Linked DNA regions of Homo sapiens: all the other regions are linked to region 3. The links are chromatin contacts, found by Hi-C or POLR2A ChIA-PET in ENCODE. All regions are on one chromosome and are shown on one strand. The core of a region is the stretch at or near the end of the contact, and the rest is flanking DNA. Distances in the headings are between cores, read along the strand shown. Region 1 overlaps CPNE2 (copine 2). Region 2 overlaps NLRC5 (NLR family CARD domain containing 5). Region 3 holds the start of COQ9 (coenzyme Q9).

Region 1 (2,700 bases), core at 80-2,579, 300 kb after region 3:
AACAAAGTGCTTAATAGGAGGGTTAGCTGTTACTGGTTACACGGAAGCCCGTGTCCAGGGGGCTTACCTGGAGGTCCAAGCGGGAGTCAGGTGGATAAAGGAGAAAGAGGTGTTATGTGGAATAAAGGAGGGACCTGGGAGCGGGGCTGAACTTTCAGAGAGGGGTCCTCTGGCTGGTTTCATAAAACTGGGCCTGAGCCTAGAGAGGGGGATGTGGAAGAAACAGCAGGGTCAGAAGCAGCCCCATTTTGGGTCCTGAGGCCAGAGAGGCTTTCACAGACCTCTAGGTGGCCAACCCAAACACCCGGGAGACCCAAGGAGGAGCAGATGGGTGGCTGGGACTGCTGTCCAGTTGTGGGGTAGGGATATGTCAGAAACTGGTATGGGCCTGCACATTCATTCTATTCATCCATGAATATTTATTGAGTTTGTACAATGTGCCAGGTTCTGTGCCAGTTTAACAGGTTATCACTGTTAACTGGCAGTGATTTAACAGGTTATCATCTGGAATGCATGTCCCCATGCAGAAGTGACTACACCAACTTATTAGACTTGTGGGGTGGATTTTCATTTTCCATTTCCTTTCTTAGATCAGTGAGCCCGTCAGGTCCCTGCTGAGGAAGGAGCTGACGCAGGGACGTCTGAAACTCATTTGTTACCCTGAGCATATAACAAATAGAACACAGTCACAGTATTAAAAAAACAGCAGGAATTAATTAGGTGCAGGCTACGACACGTATGCACCAAGGACATGTTTCTTTCATCAGAGTCTGCAGCTAGTTACTTGGAAAAAGCCAGTTATGATTGTAAAAATTTTATTCTCAATAACAATTCCACTAAAATTATACAAAGTACATTCAATACTTAAGAATGGCAAAGGTGGGGAGAGGAGGAGAGGAAGCCAGTTTGGCCTGGAAGCATCAACAGTTGACTCCAACAAAGGAAGCCCAGCTGGGCTGGAGGAAGTTGGGGGTGGAGGTCCGGTTGTAAAAAATAAAAAAGGGGATCGGTAAAAAAAGGCCACCCACAAGGAAGCAGAGTGAGCGTGCATGTTCCTGGGGGAGGGCAGGAGGCTCAGCTGACATGCTGCTGCTGGGCACTGGAGCTCAGGCGGGCTCCGAGTTGGTGGGGGGCAGGTTTTTATGCTTGAAATACTGCACAACTTGTTGGGGCAGCTCCGCCAGCACAGCTTTGGCCAAGGTCTCTTTTGCTGCCTGCAGGGTGGAGGAGGGTGGGGTGGGGAAGAGAGAGAATAAGGATTAATGACCGGAAGTTGTGAGCGGCACTATGCCCAGAGGGCTGCTACAGCAGGTGTCCATTGAGGACAAAATTAGGGCTGCGGGCCAGGGCTGTCTGCAAGTGGCATCCCTCATCTCAGCCCAGGCCAGGCCTGAAATTCCCCCTGATCGCAGTGCCTTCCTTTAGGTTAGGTGTAAGTGTTACCTGGAGCACTTGAGATGCTTGGGAGTAACGGGTTAGGATGACTCCGTCTGCGGGAAGCACCTATGTGTCCGGCAAACATCTCCTGAGCACCTTCTTGGCGGGAATAAATGGGCCTGACAGTATGGTTCACTAGTGAACAGCCAGCCACAGGCCAGGCACATGGAGGTACTCGGTCACCGACCTGTGCATGAAGGGGTGACCGATGCCCAGGGTTTGTCCTTAGGAAGCGAATGCTCCAGAGGAAGGAGTAGAACCATCGCAGGCAACCCCAGAGGATGCTGGGAAGAGAGGTGAGGGCCACTGGGTGCAAACCAGCATGGGCAGTTCTTGCTGAGGCTGGGTTAAGCCCCCAGCCAGCAGTATGGGGGTGGCATTACAGTACAGCGGTACAGTGGAGAGACTGCTCCCCTATGGGACTCCTCATGGACCCTGCTGCTAGGGCAGTGATCAGGAGGCCAACCCCGGCCTCCTTGTGGGCAGATCTGGGATCACCTGCAAATAAAGCCAGAGCCACTTCCAGGAACAAGGCTGGGGACACCATTCTCCCAGGCAGAGGGCTTTAGGGAGAGGAGGTCAACCTAAGATGACTGGGAGGCCTTGTTTTCCGTCTACAAAATGAGGGGGCTTGCTGGGGCGTGATGATCAGGAAAACCCCTCTCTCCTCCTGCACTTTACACCACATGGATAGCCCCAGCCTCTCATCAGACCCCACTAGAGGGCAGGTCCTCCAGGAAGCCCTGCCCCAGAGCCTCAGGCTAGATGCCCACGGCTCCATGTTCCATCAGTTTGTGGAAGCAAGTGCTCACACTATCACAATGGCCACCACCGGGGCAAGGCCTGGCACGGCGCCTGGCACATGGCAGGCCCTCAGAAGAGCATAGTCAATGGAGTGGAGAAGTCTAGGATTGGGCCAGACAACCCCAAGACTCTCAAGCTTGATTATGAGCTATGGTGGCTGGGATCCTGTAACCGCCCCCTCCCAGCCCAGGCCCACACTCACGTTGCGGAACTCTCGAAAGGGAACGAACTGCACAATATCGCGGGCTGCCTCCTCCCCCGTGTGGGAGCGCAGCATGCGGCTGTCCCCATCCAGGAACTCCATGGCAGCGAAGTCCGCATTGCCCACGCCCACGATGATGATGGACATGGGCAGCTTGGAAGCCTGCACCACGGCATGCCGTGTCTCCTCCATGTCACTGATGACCCCGTCCGTGATGATGAGGAGGATGAAGTACTGCTGCAGGGAGGGGGCCAACG
Region 2 (2,700 bases), core at 124-2,623, 410 kb after region 3:
GGTGCAGGCCCTGAACAGGAACCAAGGCAACTCCCTTCCTTCCCAGCATTGCACAAAAACAGGGTGTGAGCAGGGGGTCCTTAGGCCCCAGCACTCATTTCAGAGATCGTAGCCACCAACAGAGGCCACGCCTGCAATTTATGTATTTACCGACTGGGAACCAGGGACTCGGAGAGGGGATGTAACTTGCCCAGAATCACACAGCAAAGCGTGTTCACAGAGACAGCCTGGAATATAGGACCTGTGACCTCTCCCCTGGGCTCCTCTGGCTTTGGCCCAGAAGTGCCTGGGAGGAGGGGGTGCTTTGTGAGCCAAAAGCACCAAGGGCATTTAGGGATCAAGAACTCTGGTCCATTGCAGGCAAACTTTGGGGATTCCTCCTACACACTCTCTGCCAGGTACTCAGGGATCCTTGGCAGCCCTGGGCACCCTGCTTGAGTGTCCTCTCTGGTACAAACCCTCCCTGTCTACCCTGACCATACCCCAGCTAACAGCCCCAGCCCCTCCCGGCACCCCAGGGCCAGAATAACAACTGCCAGCCGTTAGTCATACTTCGCACCCACACCTGCCCTCCCCAGGGTGGCCTCAGAAGCCTGTTCAGAGATGCGGAGACAGGTTCCAGAAGTGAAACCTTGAATCAGAAGTGGGATTATTGAGTCACAGACTCTCTGAGTAAGAATCATCTATTAGCTAGCCTTCACCGAGAACTTACATTGTATTAGGGGCAATTTTCATGCATTTTCCGATTTAATCTTTACAATAACCCCAGGAAAGAGGGGGATGGGACAGAGAATGCTCCCCCCCTGCCCCAGCCTCAGAGGCTCTGCCTAGCGGGCTACTCACTTCAAGGACTGCAGAGCTCCCAGCCCTGGGAGCAGCTGAGCCAGCCGGGCTGCACCTTCATCCCCCAGAGCATTGCCTGAGAAGCTGGGGGTGGGGAGAAGGGAGGGGAGAACATTAGCAGGTGGGGAGTGGGTTGCTGGCAGCATGGTCCCTGCATTCCAGTTACTCAACTTCCTGAAACTGGACACAGCCCTGGGCTGCCAGGCCAGATCTCAGCAGATCTGGCACGGGCAGCTGGGGTCTCCCCCAGGTTCTTATTCTGAGGTTCGTGGACCTCTGAGGGACCAGGGGTGAGCCTCCGAGCGTGTCAGACATGGGGGATCTGTATCTTGGGAGGAAGAGTCACAACTTTCACCAGATTCTCCAAGGGGTTTCTGACTTCAGCAGGGAAAGAACAGTTGATCTAAATCTTAAAAACCAAACCCAAACACCAACACTAACTCACTGTAATTGGCCCCACCCACCCACCTTCCAACACACAAACCACTCACTCGAGGTGGAGGTGACCGAGGTGGCAGCTTCCTCCCAGAGCCTTGCAGAGCTGCTCTAGGTGCTTTTCTTGGAGGCCACAATGTGTCAGCCTGCCCAGGGACAAAAACACAGTGCTGCATGCCCCACTGAACAGAGGCGGGAAGGAGCCGCTTTCCCACCCCCCAGACACAGAGGCAGAGAATGAGGCTTGCAGGAGAGGAGGGACTGGGATGTATCTGGCACCTAGACAGACGGACAAAGAGGGACCAACACACACGACACCCACAGGATGTCACATATAGGCAGAGGGTGGGCAGAGACACAGATGGAAGGAAACCAAGGCACAGAGACCTCAGAGAGAGAGAGCAGATCAGAGGAAGACAGATAAGACTGAAATAACAGTTAAATAAACTGATAAAACAGAAATACACGATGAGAGAGGGAAGAAATGAGAGAAACAGGCAGAGGGACAGAGGGAGATTAGGACAGACAAAGACCAAGAGAGAAGGGGGGAAGAGTGCTGATGGGAGCCCCCAGGCCCAGGCACCAGGATCATGACAGAAGGAGCCCAGTGCTCCCCTTCACCTCTTTTCAGAGTCTCCACAACCCCTCAGCTGCTGGGGGTCAGGGAGCTAAGGGGAGTGGGGTCTCCTGGGCTTGGGAAGGTGGTTGACGGGGCTGCCTTGTGAGCCCTGTCTGGGGTGGGCTGGGCAGGGGAGGTAGGAGGTAGGGAAGCCAGGCCATGACCCCTGGACACAGCAGGTCAGGTGTCCTTCAGGGAGCATGTGGGGCCTGGGCACAGGTTTGGGAGCAGGCTCTGAGCAGGGGAAGGGAGGGGGCTGGAATCACACACAGGGCTGGAGGCCATCACTGTACCTCATCCTTCGGGAGCTCAGAGGCAGCTCAGAGGGCATCTGGAGCATGAGGCTGTCAAGAAATGCAGCCCTGGAGGGACATCACCAAGGCCAGGCTGAGCAAAGGCCATGTCCGCCATCTCCAGAATCCATCCTCAGCCTGGCCTTCCACCATCGAGCCCTATCCTCCACCTAGAGTCAATCAGACCTTGGTGCCAATTTGGCTTCTCCACTTCCTGGTTGTGTGACCCTGGACAAATCACAGCCTCTCAATGGGAGACTGTATGTGAACTGCCTTAGTTTGGTGCTTGGTGCATACATGGCAAGTACTCAATTGACCTTGACTGCTATTATCATTAATCTCATCCTCCTCCTCATCTGTGCTTCAGAGATGTCAGCCCCAGCTGGAATCGAGCCTTCAGTAGTCCAGACTCTACAGAAGAGATTGTGGGTGGGCTCCGGGAGCAAAGAGCTGAGTCTCTACCCATGCGCTAGGCTGGGGCAATCCAGGACCCTAATGGGTCCTTGTGTG
Region 3 (2,700 bases), core at 147-2,646:
TGTTTCTGTGTTTGGCTACTATGAATAAAATTGCTATGAATATACTTGTACTAACTTTTTTGTAGACACATACCTTCATTTCTCTTGGTGGATTTGCGGGGTCATAGACATTACTTTTACTACACATCTTTAGTTTGGAATTTTGTATAAATACAACAAAAGGGGGCTAGGCGGTGGCTCATACCTGTAATCCCAACACTTTGGGAGGCTGAGGCAGGCAGATAACTTGAGGTCAGGAGTTTTGGACTAGCCTGGCCAACATGGTGAAACCCCGTCTACTAAAAATAAAAAATTAGCTGGGCATGGTGGCACAACCCCAGCTACTAGGAAGGCTGAGGCAGGAGAATCACTTGAACCCAGGAGGTAGAGGCTGCAGTGAGCCGAGATTGTACCACTGCACTCCAGCCTGGGTGACAGAGTGAGACTCTGTCTCAACAACAAAATTAAGCCAAGTAGGGTGGCACGCACTTGTAGTCCCAGCTCCTTGGGAGGCTGAGGAGCCAGACCCTGTCTCAGAAAAAAAAAAAAAAGAAAAAAAAGAAACAGAATAGTATGTGCCAAAATATCAATATTTTAATACATGTACTGAAAGATACGGCACAAATATCCGCAAAACTTTGAAAAGGAAGGAGCAGATGCAAAGTATGACTGTAGTACCACTGAGGGTCATGAGAAGATTTTAGGTGAAATACAGGTGAACGTTTCATCAGTTATGTATGTATGCTAAAGTGTTAATGCATACGTTCTAATTAAGGAAGGCGATATTAGTTTTCCATTTATGACAATGATATAAAGTTTCCTCTTTAAGAACTCCTATTTAAAAATAAAAATACTGAGTACATAGTGGCAAAGGTGGTAAGAGAGTATCACAGAATTCGTGAAGTGGTGAGGAAACGGCTGGCTTTCGGGAAACAATGGACTAGGCTCTCTGTGGCCGTGTCCACCTGTCCTTCCAGTGGACTTGGCAATGGACTTGAGAATGGGTCTGCGACTGCCAGTTCTGTAACCAACAGGCTCAGGCTGCGTGACTTTCGTACCCCGAGCCCTCTCTGAGGCTCTGCCAACTCCATGAAATGGGGGTGACAGGCCCTGCCCCGCTGCATCTGCCCCTCACAGACAGCGGAGCAGGGCCGAAGCTAGCCAGGCGGCTCGCCCGAGCCCGCGCCGATGCCCTTCACCTCACCTTGCTCGTGGGCCGCCCCAACGGCCTCTTCCCCCCACCGTCGAACCCAGCTGAAGCCGGCCTCGCGCCCCCTCCGCGCTCCCCGCCTCTCCCCGGCTTGGCAGCCCCCTCACCGGGCAGGCATCGCAGCTGCAGGAGCCTCCAGCCCGCCCGGCCAAGCGCACCAGATACCGCCGCCGCCGCCATTTTGGAAGCGGGCACGTCGCCCACGGCGACGCGACCGGTAGCTACGGGACCACGGCCCTAAGGAGGGCGGAAGTCGTCGCTCCGTGGAGCCTCCTCCTCTCGCGAGAGGCGCAAGGCGTGGAGTCGACGGCTGGAGAGAAGCCGGGAGCGAGCCCAGGCGGCAGGTGAGAGTGGTGGGGGCCAGCTGAGCGCCAGAGCTCCCTCAACTGTCCCCTCCCGGCCCACCCTCGTTCCCACATCCTCTCATTTTCTCTTCCCACCCCGTTCCTCGATGGGAACGCAGCCACGGCCGCCCCGCTGAAAGCCCCGGCTGGTTTATTCCTGAGAAGTCGGTGTGAGGGGCCAGGGCCGGCCCTAACCTCCCTGGGGTCCTGACTGGGAATTTCTGCCGTTCCCCGGCTGCCTCGTCCCTTGCGCAGCCGGCCCTACTCTGAGGCCCCGGGGACACCACGCTGAGGAGAAACGGCTCCGAGCTTGGGATCGGGGAGACCTGGTTCTGAGACCCGGTCCTACCAGTAGCCAATCGTTGTGACCTTGGGCCTCAGTCCCCGTGACGTTTTGGTCCCTGGGGGTTCCTGGCAGCAAAGCACGAAAGCCTTGGAGTCGGGGGGTACCTGAGCTCACGATTGTAATTTCGAACCTGCAACTTGTCCGAACCCCCAGCGTGTTGAGTTGATATAATTAAGTATCCAGATCGGAAGGATGCTTGTTACTAGAACAGACAGCTAGGCCTTTGTCCAGAAGGATTGATTGAGTGGGTCTGGGTGTGGTCCAGGAATCTCATTTTAACCACTCCCTCGGGTGATTTGTAGGATCTGCAAGTTCGGGAAAGGCTGGTGCCCTTCATTCTGACATTACTGAGTGCCAAGCTCTGGATGGCTCAAGGAGGTCACGGTCTAGCCACTAACAGAGCACTTCACGGGGGTGTCATCAGAGAAGGCTTAGTAGGAAGAAGTAAACGGTTTTTGGGCTAAGAGTAACTGACGACAAGAGCATGTGATTCTGTCGATTTTGTGTTTGCAGTCAGACCCCATCATTGTGTCTGTTAAAGTTGTGCTTTGCACACCCCTTGTCAAATCTAGTCTTTTCAGAATATCCGGCTCCCCCCTGCACGGGTGCGGGGAAGACCTCCTAAGCCAAAACTTACCCCAAAGGTTAAAATTTTAGATCCATATTTCTGGTTTTAGGTAAAACACTCCTCTCCATAAGGATTTGTTTCTGAGTTCTATCCATCCATCTTTGAATGAGCCTTTCCTGTGGAAACTAACATTTGGGTATCCTTTCTGAAACCCTAATTCCTGACACACGCCAAATGCCTGGAGACGTTCCTG

The links. Hi-C counts contacts between places; a loop is a spot of excess contacts on that map. ChIA-PET counts read pairs that join two places held with the same protein, here RNA polymerase II (POLR2A). Pooled maps may share reads with other maps.
Region 1: a pooled map shows a loop between it and region 3 (2.2-fold over the local background). The contact joins the enhancer-like site here to the promoter of COQ9 in region 3. A Hi-C loop is called at or near these places in 1 of 50 pooled maps. POLR2A ChIA-PET finds 5 or more read pairs at or near these places in 2 of 52 experiments (AG04450 and K562).
Region 2: a loop to region 3 is called in a pooled map, with 4 times the contacts of the local background. The contact joins the enhancer-like site here to the promoter of COQ9 in region 3. A Hi-C loop is called at or near these places in 4 of 50 pooled maps. POLR2A ChIA-PET finds 5 or more read pairs at or near these places in 2 of 52 experiments (GM12878 and T-cell).

What each region holds. Positions count from the first base shown.
Region 1 is chr16:57,146,065-57,148,764 of GRCh38, reverse strand. CPNE2 (copine 2) reads right to left here. Exons shown (of 16, transcript NM_152727.6): 15 at 2,444-2,680; 16 at 396-1,214. The coding sequence ends at 1,107. Among named protein-coding and RNA genes, the nearest start is that of PSME3IP1, 39 kb to the left of the region's middle. RefSeq lists a silencer at 774-1,068. Within about 2 kb of position 1,329, at least 13 of the 41 ENCODE cell types and tissues checked have a DNase peak (open chromatin) inside an H3K27ac peak, as active enhancers do.
Region 2 is chr16:57,040,209-57,042,908 of GRCh38, reverse strand. NLRC5 (NLR family CARD domain containing 5) reads right to left here. Exons shown (of 49, transcript NM_001384950.1): 17 at 2,191-2,259; 18 at 1,335-1,424; 19 at 844-927. Among named protein-coding and RNA genes, the nearest start is that of CPNE2, 51 kb to the left of the region's middle. RefSeq lists enhancers at 657-756, 1,027-1,076. Within about 2 kb of position 1,373, at least 9 of the 41 ENCODE cell types and tissues checked have a DNase peak (open chromatin) inside an H3K27ac peak, as active enhancers do; they include GM12878, where a contact is called at or near this core.
Region 3 is chr16:57,446,175-57,448,874 of GRCh38, reverse strand. COQ9 (coenzyme Q9) reads right to left here and starts at 1,396. Exons shown (of 9, transcript NM_020312.4): 1 at 1,297-1,396. The coding sequence starts at 1,369. CIAPIN1 (cytokine induced apoptosis inhibitor 1) reads left to right here and starts at 1,490. Exons shown (of 9, transcript NM_020313.4): 1 at 1,490-1,533. RefSeq lists an enhancer at 1,284-1,578.